Linked DNA regions of Mus musculus: region 2 is linked to region 1. Evidence: chromatin loops called from intact Hi-C (ENCODE). Cell type or tissue: gastrocnemius. All regions are shown on one strand. Each heading gives the region's core, and the rest is flanking DNA. Links, peaks and the distances in the headings are about the cores only.

Region 1 (5,934 bases), core at 622-5,621:
AGAAGACTGAGGATAAACTTGGACGTGTAGAAACGAAGTGTATCATAATCAGGTGGAACTTGCTGCCATCTTAGGGAATAACTTTAAGAAAACTGGTTTTAGCAGTGGCAAGTGTTTCATAGTAATGGTGGTTCTCTTCAGAGAGCCAGGTCAACACAAAGGGAAGAAAGGCAAGGGATGCAGCATCAGTAGCAGAGGGACTTGTGGGTGGGACTTCTCTCACCATGTGTCTAGCCTCTGTCAGTCTGAGCCACATGGCCCTGCAGTCTTCCAACTGCATTCTATCACTTAGAAACACCATGTCAAGATCTGAGTGGGAAAAGACTCTCATGTCTTCTAAGACCCAGCACAGCTTGGAGAGCACCGGTCCCAGCGTTACGATCTTTCTCTATCAGTTTCTCTTATTTTCATTTTGCATGTATTTCTTCTTCTTGAATGCAAACACAGTTGAGTAATTGTTAGGGATGTCTCCAAGAGAAGACAAGACATGCACGCTGCTACATTCTACAACAGGACAGACAAACTGCCATTCCTCACTGTCTCTTTAACAGATTCTTAAAATTGGTCCTACAGTACACTGAGAACCTAGTGGCCTACACCAGCCGAGAGAAGAACAAGTGGAGTGAAGCCACCACTCTTACACACGCAGTTTTGTTGAGGATTTGGACTTTCAGTGAGAAGAAACAAATGTTAATACATTTAGCCAAAAAAACCACAAATAAAGTTGACATAAGCTGACAAAGAAATCACGAATCAAGGTATTTTTGGTCGTGACACTGAGCTATAGAGGAGACCTTGGTGGTACTTGGTGGCAGCTGCACATCCTGTCTGTCCCATTGCATTTTACCGTCACCCCAGCACACAGCCAACCTCTGGAAGAACGTAAAAATACAAAGTTGCGGTTCATCACTTGGGATTTAATTGTTCCCTCAGATTTAACACCTTATCTTTTAAAGGAACAATATCTACATGGTGCCATGTCTTCAATGAGTCACATAAAGGATACATGGTCCACAGACATGCTCTGCATCACTTCTAGGTCATCTGGCTCTCATGCATAATGACCTGTCCTTGTGTGTCACATCAGCAACACAAGGTCCTGTATCCTGGACCATTTCATCATATTGCATCATTTCAAGGGAGTGGAACCCACCTCTGAATCTGCTTTGTTAATTAAATGATTTTTAAAAATGTTTACCATGAACTCTATGTTGCCTTTCATTTTTCCTAAAAAAACGATATCACTTATGTATAGTGGTACATGCCTGTAATCCTAGTGCCTGAGAGTCAGAGACAGGAGGATCAAAAGATTGTGACCAGCCTAGTAGATGTAAGGAGACCACCTCCAGCCCCTCCACCTTAAAAAACAAGATAAAATAAAAGTTTGTGTGTGTTAAGAAATGCATACCACAGTAGTATGTTAGTGAGGCCAGGTGATAGACGTTTAGAGACTTGCTTTCTCCTGCATGACATTAGAAGAGAAAGTGATTGCATGATACAGGTACAAATTCAAGATTCTGAACAACTGTTGATTGAAGGTGCTATCTGTATGGCCAAGGCAACTGCCAAGTGTACTTGCAAACAAAGCTCACCCTGCCCTGAAGTACATGTAGTGCTGCTCATGGCTGGCTGCTCTGCAAAAGAAATAGCAAACAGAAGACCCAAGAGAAGCACATACAGAGGTTCTAAAAGATAATAAAAAAAAAGAAAAAACAAAAATGAATGACTTTTTCAACATGTAGTCCTAGGCACTGTCTCTCTGTTCCAGGAGGACAAGCCTGTTTGGGTAGACACCACTCTGGAACTCTCTAGGTTGTCCAGCAGAAAGTGGAAGAGATGAGCTGTAATTCTAGGTTGGGGTTCTGAGAGCAGAAAGAACCAGAGCTGGGGGCCATGCTGTGGAGACTGATGGGAAATCTCAGGAAGGTGACATCCCACAAAGGCGTGCTGAGTCGAGCAGGCTTTGCCCTGTCTGAGGCCTGGTTCAATCCTGGATCAAGAGATTCCTCAACTCCTGTGAGTGGATCTCTGCCAGTGGCCTCTAGAAAATATCATTTCAGGAGTCACCCTAGAAAAGGAAACAGAAGTGCAGAGGTCAGCCGGAAGGTTGGCATTGCAGACCCAATGCTGGAGAAGTGAGCACGCGCAGAGGAAGATACTGGTTCCATATTTTACCAGGCTTGTGGGCGAGCTCTATAACCTTGAGGGCTTGTCTTCATCTGTGCAGTGTTGAGGCTGACATCGCCACTGCATACCTCATCTGACTGACAGGAAGGAAAAAAAAAAGTGATGCAGCAGATGCTCTGCTCTGTGCCTACTGTATCAACCAATGCTGGCTCTTCTTCTTTTCTTCCTCATAGATGATTTGGATTCTCTCTGTCACACTGGGCTGTGTGATGCGTGTGTTGCTATGTGCGTGTCTTCACTGTATGTGACTAACATTCCAGCCGTTCACAGCCTTACATGAATTAACCATTGGGAAAACAGTGGTCTCCCTCAAGTCCTCACCTGAAGCCCCAGCTGAGAGTAGCTTTCGTTTCTTTAACCTATGGATCCGAACCTGGCACAGGTAGCACTCTTGTCAACCGACCTGGAGTTTGCCAAAGCTATGTATCCCAACAGGATCGTCAGTGGAAGCTTGCAGTCTCACTGTGGGCTGTGCTGCTAACGGGGCCTCTGTCTAGCTTAGCTCCTTGAGGGGTGAACCCCGTGATAAGGGGAAGTCACCCTGGAACACATTGATGCTGGATTCCCTTAGAGAACTTCCTAGGTCCTTTCCTGATTGTGTTTTCTCTAGTCAGACACAGGGTGGCGCTCTTCATTAAGTAATCTGCCAGCTGTGTGGGAAGACGTCTCCTGCCAACTCCTGTGACTCCAGGAAAAGGAATTCTTTCCTTTTTCATCTGGCCACAGAGAGGTAGGTCCAAGGTGACAAGAGTGGGAAGTGACCACTGGCGCCTGGCCACTGGGGCTGTGGAGCATTGCGTTCACCTGAAGGCTCGGCCTTCCGTTCATTTAATTCTGTATTGATGAAAGGCATGAACAATCACAGTCTAAAAATCTTGTCCATCTTCATGAGGGAAGATTGGGGTTGTATTGTGTGAATTAATCTCTTGGGGGAAGACATCATCGTGGCCAGTGGTGGTGACAGGAGAATGAGGGAGGGACCAAGGTCACCATTAACCAACCACCAATCACCATACTGCTGATGGGGGAGGGGAACCCTTTGTCTAAAGGGACTGGACTGAGCTTTGCAGAGAAGGAGGGGCGCAGGCTTGCAGTGGAGACTGGCTTCTAACCACCCACTCTCCCCAGCTGCAGGCTGAATTCACACCTTGACACCACAGCCAGTCTGCCAACACTGCTGCCAAAGCATGGCGCCCGCCCGTGTGGGATTGGCTTTTAGGGACTAACAAAGAAAATTCCTTACATCGGATAAAAGGGAGTGTCTGTGGTTTGTTTTATAGCCCTACTAAAACATTTTAATGAAACTAAATCACTGTGGTACCGCCAGAGTTTGGGCTTTAGAGGGCCTGGAACCAGTTTTCCTATGGGCTGTGTCTGAATTGTAGAGTGTCCATGTGAATTGACTGGGGCCAATTAAGATAAGTCTTTGATTGCATCAGAAGTTCTCCAAATGGATGGATACAGGATGTCCCCTTGACACATAATTAATTAATTGAAAATGAAATATGCTCAGTTCAAAAAAGCTACCCATAAAGTGAAGTCCTGTGCCAGCCAATGATTAGAGTTTGGGGATCCTTATAAGCATAGACTTGCCATTATAAATATTAAATGCTACCTTTACAGAAAGCTTACATAGTTTCAAAGCCTTTTGCTCAGGACTTTGAATACCCCCCAAGACAATGTTATTAATTCCATTTAGGAGGACGGTAGAAAACTTAGTTGAGAAAACCTGGAACTCACTCCCCTGTGAAGGAGGCAGGGATGGCTGGTCCTCAGCTGCTTAGTGGTCACTCTCACTGACAGTTCCTCTGAGTCCCAGAAATGCAATCTGTAATCTCAAAACCTTTCCAGCAGCTTGGCAGGGAGACAGAAATAGCCCAGCAAAATGCAAGATCAGCAAGAAAGCACTACAGTCCACAGACTGGGAGTGGAGGGCTGTGATGCTAAGGCCAGTCCTTAGGTTATGAGGTCCAGGAAATCCCAGTCAGAGCAGAGGGTAGGGGCTGCAGGTGATGCAGGGATAGTGGGCACAGGGGCCTCCAATCTCTCTGTTTCACTCTTAATTAACAAGCTTAGGACCTCCCTCATGTCTCAGCATGTAAAATTCTCATAGTATTGAATTTATTTAGATATAAGCCTTTTCCCACAAGCTGTGGCTCCTCACTTCCCACTTAAGACATTATTTTCCATGGTCCCATGCTAACCCATCCTCAGGAGCCTCTATGTTAGTTGCCAGTCTTGTTGGAGTCAAAATCCTGACTATCCATCTGGACCTGGGCAGTTCACACTTTTGGCTCTGTTTTTGTTATTTGCTTGCTTGCTTATTTTTCCTGTATTACCTTAAATGGTAGAAAAGCTAATAGTTTTGTTTTCTTCTTTAGTTGGACCCATCTTGTCCATGTCCTGGATGAGGTTTGGACCTAAGTTAGTGGCTGAGGGGTCTGCTAAATCAATGGAAACATTGCATTGTGTTTATATATTGATCTTCAGCTGCCGTGAGCTGTGTTAGTCAGTGGTGGGAACAGGAGGTGTGAAGCCACACCTTAGGGGTCCTCCACGAGGTGTGATACTCACAGGCTGACAAATGGTGGGAATATTGCTTCCCTTAAGTTCTGGTCATGTCCAGATGGTGCTAAATATCCGGTGCAACACCTCACATCCCTCCACCCCCTTTAAGCTCTGCTGTGCTAAGTCCCGTGCCTGAAGTCCCCAGTGCTTTCAAGTCCTGTGCCTGAATATCCTTGTGTTTTTCCAAGTGAAGTATCTCTAAGACCCAGGACCTGAGATTTCAAAACCATTCAGGAATCTGTTCTTATCATGCTTGTGATATTCTATGTGTCACCCTGAATCAGCCAGTCTACCCCAGTCCTGTGCCATCACACCCAACTTCATGAGTTTTTTATTTTTGGCAAAGGACCCCTTTAAGAGCTGCCAGGAAGAACAGCGTTCATGGCTACCCACAGGCCCAGGGCCGTGCTCCAATGCCAGAACTGTGCAGGCCAGACTTGCTGAGTCTGCAGTTACGGCGTCTGTGCTTTTATCTCTTTTTCCACTGCTTCCCCTTCTCCGTTTTGGAACCTACGGGATAATATGCTCTGGTCCCTTAAGGATGTAGAGGAAGGAACCATTTCCATATCCACTTGACTCAAGTTACCACAGTCAGCTGCTGGCTGAGCAAACTGACCTCAGATGAGTCACAATCTAGCTCACACAAGGTCAAAGTTCAGCCAGACTCTGAAAGTCCATTTGAGAGGTTGATGTCTGTGCTCAAGATGCCAGTGTAAGAAGGGTGGGGGACGGTGCTTGGTTCCAGCAATTCCCAGGACTTAACTCCATTCAGGAGACCACAGTGAGACCATGAGGGCCCAGCCGGGATGGGTGGCCAAGGGACAAGGCAAGAGCTGATAGGGATCAGGCAAGGTGCAGGGCTACTAAATGGGGCCCTGAAAGGCTGCTAGGCTTCCAAAGCCAGGGTGCTTCAAGCCTAAAGGGGTGTGTGTGAAATCTGGCCTCTGAGTAAAGCTGTAGGATGATAAACTAAGTCACAGAGGCCACAGGAGGGACCCAGGCAAGTGCCATTGTGACTGGAATGACAGGAGCAGAGTTACCTGTGAGCTACCTCTGTGATCCACTCATGTCACCACCACCACCCCAACCCCCCCCCCCCCATTGCATGTTACCTAGACGTGTTACCAAAATTGATCTCCCAGTCACCAGAGAAGTGAAGGACAGGGGGACAAGTAAGGG
Region 2 (5,934 bases), core at 579-5,578, 400 kb after region 1:
AATTATAGTTAATTTTGGAGGTGTGATTATAACACTTTGATGTTTTTATAAAACATAGTCATGATCTTTTGAGGCATTAAAATGTTTACAAGATAAAATCATAGGTATTCTGAGATTGGTTTCAAAATAGTCTGGTGGGGATACAGTGGATAGTGACCCAAGCCTAGCTACGAGTCGTCAATGACGTGTGAGCGGTACCTGGGGGGTTACTGTGCTGGTCTATGCCATCTGTATGTATCTTATATGTTCCATGATAAAAGACGGTGAACAAATAAAGATTTAGAGAAATTCAAAGGAAAAGTCGCTTGTGCTTAGTGATGATTTAAATCAAGTACAGGGGCATTTTAGTGTTAAAGAGGAGATAATGTTGCTTGAATAACCTTCTAATGAAGGTTATATACCGGTTATATAAGTGGAATACTTATTCTTTAAAATGCATCTCCTATCAAGTCAAGCCAAGTGCCAGCTGTATTTTTCAAGCCGATTAATCGACAATAGCCACAATGATTATAAATATTTTATAAAATTTGGTTGGTTATTTTGGAATCATACAAGTTTGAACTTTTAAATATGAAATTCTAAACTTACGAACTTCTATTTTTTTAAAGATGTATTCATTTATTATATGTAAGTTCACTGTAGCTGTTTTCAAACACACCAGAAGAGGGCATCAGATCTCGTTACTGATGGCTGTGAGCCACCATGTGGTTGCTGGGAATTGAACTCAGGACCTTCGGAAGAGCAGTCAGTGCTCTTAATTGCTGAGCCATCTTACCAGCCCCCACTTATGAACTTCTATACTAAAATTTAAAAATAAGTAATAAAGACCTATCATGCAGTGCCTATAAAAGAAAAATCCATCCAGTATTAGGGCACTCTATTAATTCAAGTGGTCTTTTACTCCTATGTTAACACATTGATGTTTCCATACACTTGTGATCACTATTTACAATTTTGAATATTCTTATTCCTCTTGTGTCTTAATATTCTGTACTGTTGCTTTAAGGCCCTCAGAGCCTCTGCCTCAAATGGCTGCGCAATATTCCATGTAGTGAATATTAGTTACTCAGCCATTTCTATTGCCATTCTATTAGTTAGAGTCTCTAAGGGAACAGAACTGATAAAAGAATGAATATATATATTATTTATTAATAATCATATTACTACATTTATTTATGAGCTGTTCTAAAATTTAAAGACAGATGATATATGGACTATAAAATTGAAAAATTATCCAACATTTGGTCAGTATATCAGGCCTCTGTGTGTGTGTGTGTGTGTGTGTATGTACACCAGTTGTTGTTCTACATATCTTGGTAGTCCTAATCTGGTAGTTTTAACCTAGTCCCTGAGGATTCCTGGAGAGCTGCTGGTTTTCAGTCAGTGTTGGAATCAGGAAGAAGTAGGTGGTAAGCCAGGGAGAGTGGGGGCAAGCCAGGGAGAGTGGGGGCAAGCCTGGGAAAGGTTAAAGTTGCGGCCTTTTATGTGCACTGCCACCAGAAAGTATCGGACGGATTTACCATTGGTCTCCCCACCTCAAATGATCCAATCAAGAGTCTCTCACAGGTGCGCCCAGGAGCTTGGGTTTTAATTGATTCTAGATGCAGTTAACAACCCAAAATTAGCTATCACAAGTATACCCTGGGTCAACTTGACACACAAATTACATATCCTTCTGTTATGCTTAATTCCCAAAGGAAAGCTATAATCAGGTCATAATTCTACCTAATATGATATAACTTTCTCAAATACAACCGAAAATGTATTATGTATTTTAGAAAAGGTATCGCTGTCCCTTGAGGAACACCTGGTCTCTTTGTGACTGTAGGTTACATATGATAATGACCAGTGATGCCATCTCAGTTTATGTTTCATTACACGATAAAGAAATAGAGGAACGAGGGCTGGTGAGATGGCTTGGCGGTTAAGAGCACTGACTGCTCTTCCAGAGGTCCTGAGTTCAATTCCCAGCAACCACATGGTGGCTCACAACCACCTGTAATGAGATCTGAAGACAGCTACAGTGTACTTACATATAATAAATAAATAAATAAAATCTTTTTTAAAAATAAGAAAGAAATAGAGGAACGTTTTTAAAACCCAAGCATCTGCTTTATGTCTATATGCACGAACACATTCTTTACAGAATAGAACAGAAACATCGTGTCAACAGCTTTGCTGTTCACATGCGTTCCACAACCGCTGCTTAGAACCTCCTCCTAGTCTCTCCTTGTGGATCATAGTGGTTCATAGAGTCTCTGCAAACAGTAAGCAATCTTACTGAGAAGCTTTACAAAGAAAGTACAATTTCCAGGGGATGTTGTGCTAAGTCTAAAACATTTGAGCCCCACCTGGAGTGCAAAATGCTAGCAAGTCCTGTGTAGGCTTTGCCATGATGGGAGAAAATTCCAGACTATGAAAGCTGTACTCCCAAGGGCAGAAGAACAGGCTGGTATAGTTGCCACCTGGAGCTAGCCCATGTTTGGGCTCTGTAGATGTGTGTTCCTAATATTCTAAATGACGTGAAAATTTGGTAAGACTACCACAGCCCAGCCATGTCCTTACCTTCTAGGTGTCACAGTTGATTCTCAACAACCTACTCTAAAAAGCAGGTACAATACCAATAGGAGAGTTGAGAATGTAGAAGAAAAATAGGATCTGTCTATTGCTTTAGAAATAATTAAAATAAAAAATAAAAAACAATCACAGGGCCTGATGATACATGCCTTTAATCCCAGAACTTGGGGAGGCAGAAGCAGGAAGATCTCAGAGTTTGAAATTGGTACGTATAGAAAGTTCCAGGTCAGCGGGGGCTATATACCTAGTGAGACCCATCTTTTACAAGTATATAGCTCCAAATAAATCCAGTGTTCTGATATTTGTCTTTTTGTGTCAAAGTCAGTTCCCTTTCTCCTCCTCCTCTGTCTTCTTTTCTCTCCCCTCCAGATCAAACACACACCTCGCATGCATCCAGTACAGTGATGACCAGTTTATCTTCTTCTGTCCTCTGCAGTTTAATATGTACATGAACTGAGATTACAAGTTACCACAAAATGTCCTTTTGCCAAGTTAAGGAAGAACAGTATTTACTACCGGACTCAAGTTCTATTTCCTGCCTACCACAAACTAAACTCTATCCTAGGAAATGCTCGCCACAAAGTGGGGGCACCAGAGGTAAATCCACAGCGCCACCTGGTGGCCTCCTCCAGGAGCGTGACACAGAACCTGGCATTCATGAATGAGGAATAGCCACCATCCTTTGACAGGCCTCAGCCATCTTTGTGGCACATCTCAAAGCAGGAGTCAGGTCAGGGGTCTGCTTGAGGTGACAGTGGAGTCCCAGTTCAAAACAGTGGTGTTTACCAACAATCCGCCTTACAGTCATCAGCCCACACTCCAAATGAAGTTCTAAATACTTGCCTGTCATGGAAGAAAAATTTTCTAAAGATGATTCACAAGTTCTAGAGATCCACCCGAGAACAAATAGCGGTCCTAATAGGAAAGTGCGTATCTCTAAGCGCCCAAAATTTTAAAAATAAAAAAACAGAGAAAACTCAAATAACTTAATGATGCACCTTGAAGCCTTAGAAAAGTCAGAACAAATCAAACTCCAAATCAGTAGATAAGGAGACATACTTAAGGGCAGAAATTCATGAAATAGAAATAGTGAGTACAAGACAAACCAAAGAATCAGATGCAGAGTTCTTTCTTTAAAAAGGCAAATAAACCTTTTAAAAAGACAGACAAACCCTTAGCTAAGTTAACTAAAAGACAGAGAAGACTTGTAAGATCAGAAATGAAAAAAGAAGTTATTACAAGAGATACCAAGAGTAAGAAAAGCATAAAACATACCTTACAAACCTATATTCCACTAAATTTTTAAAATCTAAGAGAAATGGATGAAATTGATAGGTATATGACCTACCAAAATCAAATCAAAATGAAAAAAAATTAAATAGTCCTATATCCAGCAGCAAGACCGACATGGTCATAAAAATCTCCTGACTGAAGAACACCCAGGTTCAGATGTACTCACTGTATAGATCTCTACCCTTCACTCAAGAATGGAGACCAGTATTTTGCAAATCACCCTATAAAGTAGAAAAGGAAGGAAACTTCCAAACCGGTTTTGCTTTTTTTTTTCTTTTGCCAATATCATACTGATACCAAAACCAGGCAGAGACAACATTAAGAAAATTATAGACTGATCTCTCTGATCAATACAGATACAAACGTTCTCAGTAGGATACTAGCAAACTAATTCAAGATCTCGTCATTCAGCACCAAGTTGACTTCATTAAAGAGAAGATTCAACGTATAAATCAATAAATGTAACTTGTCATATAAATAGACTCAAGGACAGAAACCAAATAAATTCAGGAAAGGTCTTTGATTAGTCCAGTATCTCTTCATGAGATATTTGCTACAGAATCTATGGATATAGGGGACATAATTCAAAACATAATAAAGTCAATATACAACGAGGCCACAACAACATTATGGTAAAGGTAAAAAATATTTGAAGCATTTTTACTAAAATAAAAATAAAACTTTCTCCATTCCTGTTCAATACGGTGCTTGAGTCTCAGAGCAGTAAGAAAAAATAGATACAAATAGGAAAGTAAAAATATTCCTGTTTGTAGATGAAATAGTTTTAATATAAGAGATATTATCCACTCCACTCACACTATTTTGGTTGGAATAAACTTAACTAAGTAAACAACAGAACTTCTACAAGAAAACCTTTAAAGACACTGAAGAAAGGAACTAAGGGGGAAGTGAGAAGATAGAAAGACCGTCCATGTATATGGATTAGAAGAATTTAAAATTGTCAAGATAGCCATCTTACAAAAAGCAAAATACAGATGTGTGCTGGCTTGTCTCATGTCAACTTGACACAGAAACTAGATTTCTGAAAAGTGGGAACCTTAGCTAAGGAAATATCTCCATAAGACCCCGATATAAGCCATTTTCTTTCCTTTTCCTTTTCCTTCTTCTTTTTTTTTAAAAGAATTTTTTAAAAAAATGTATTTTATGAATGGAACACTGTAACTGTCTTCAGACAGAAGAGGCCTTCAGGTCCTATTACAGATGGTTGTGAGCTACCATGTGGTTGCTGGGACTTGAACTCAGGATCTCTGGAAGAACAGTCAGTGCTTTTAACCACTGAGCCATCTCTCTAGCCCTAGGCATTTTCTTAATTAGTGATTGATGTAGGAAAACCCAAGTCCTTGTGGGTGGTTCCATGCTTGGGTCGGTGGTCCTGGGTTGTATAAGGAAGCAGGCTGAGCAAGTCTTGAGGAACAAGTCAGTAAGCAGCACTCCCCATGTGGCTTCTGCATCAGTTCCCGCCTTTAGAACCTTGCCTTGTTTAGAGTTCCTGACTTCCTTCAATAATGAACAGTGCTGTAGGAGTGCAAACCGAATTAACTCTTTCCTCCCCAACTTGCTTTTTGGTAATGATGTTTCATGACAGTAATAGAAACTCTAACAACCTAAAACACAGATGCAATACAATTTCAGTAAAAATCCTAGAACGATTATTTAGGGATATAGAGGACAAAAAAAATCTTAAAATTAATATGGAAGCACAGAAGATTGCCAAACAACCAGAACAGTTGATGGCATCACCATACCTGACTTCAAGCTATGCTACAGAGCCACAGTAATAAAAACAGCATGGTACTGGCTCAAAACCAGACATCTAGATGGACAGAATAGAAAGCCCAGATCTAAGAACATGCATCTTCAGCCACCTGGTTTCAACAGTGATGGATGCCAAAAATGTACATTGCAGAAACGACAATCTCTTAGCAAGCACTGCTGGGAAATGTATATAGAATTAACACCTCACCATAGAATCTTGAGACTCTGAAGCATGTAGAGCAAAAAGTAGGCAGCATGGAGTCAGAGATGATTCAGTTGATTCAGATG

What was found. Peaks named below come from ENCODE experiments on the same cell type or tissue, not always from the same donor. Only the 100,000 strongest peaks of a DNase experiment are listed, where the experiment ranks them.
Region 2: it touches region 1 in a loop (10-fold over the local background); 34 of 42 quality-filtered maps call a loop at or near these places.

The regions. Positions count from the first base shown.
Region 1 is chr17:15,063,029-15,068,962 of GRCm38, forward strand. It overlaps Ermard (ER membrane associated RNA degradation), which reads left to right. Exons shown (of 18, transcript NM_001039552.3): 18 at 574-1,204. The coding sequence ends at 589. Among named protein-coding and RNA genes, the nearest start is that of Gm35343, 9.8 kb to the left of the region's middle. In gastrocnemius, for the core only: a CTCF peak has its summit at 2,808 (motif pointing right); DNase peaks (open chromatin) are centred at 2,853, 3,254 and 5,176; H3K4me3 peaks cover 354 bases.
Region 2 is chr17:15,464,690-15,470,623 of GRCm38, forward strand. No RefSeq gene overlaps it. Among named protein-coding and RNA genes, the nearest start is that of Psmb1, 31 kb to the right of the region's middle. In gastrocnemius, for the core only: a CTCF peak has its summit at 3,196 (motif pointing left); a DNase peak (open chromatin) is centred at 3,196; H3K27ac peaks cover 827 bases.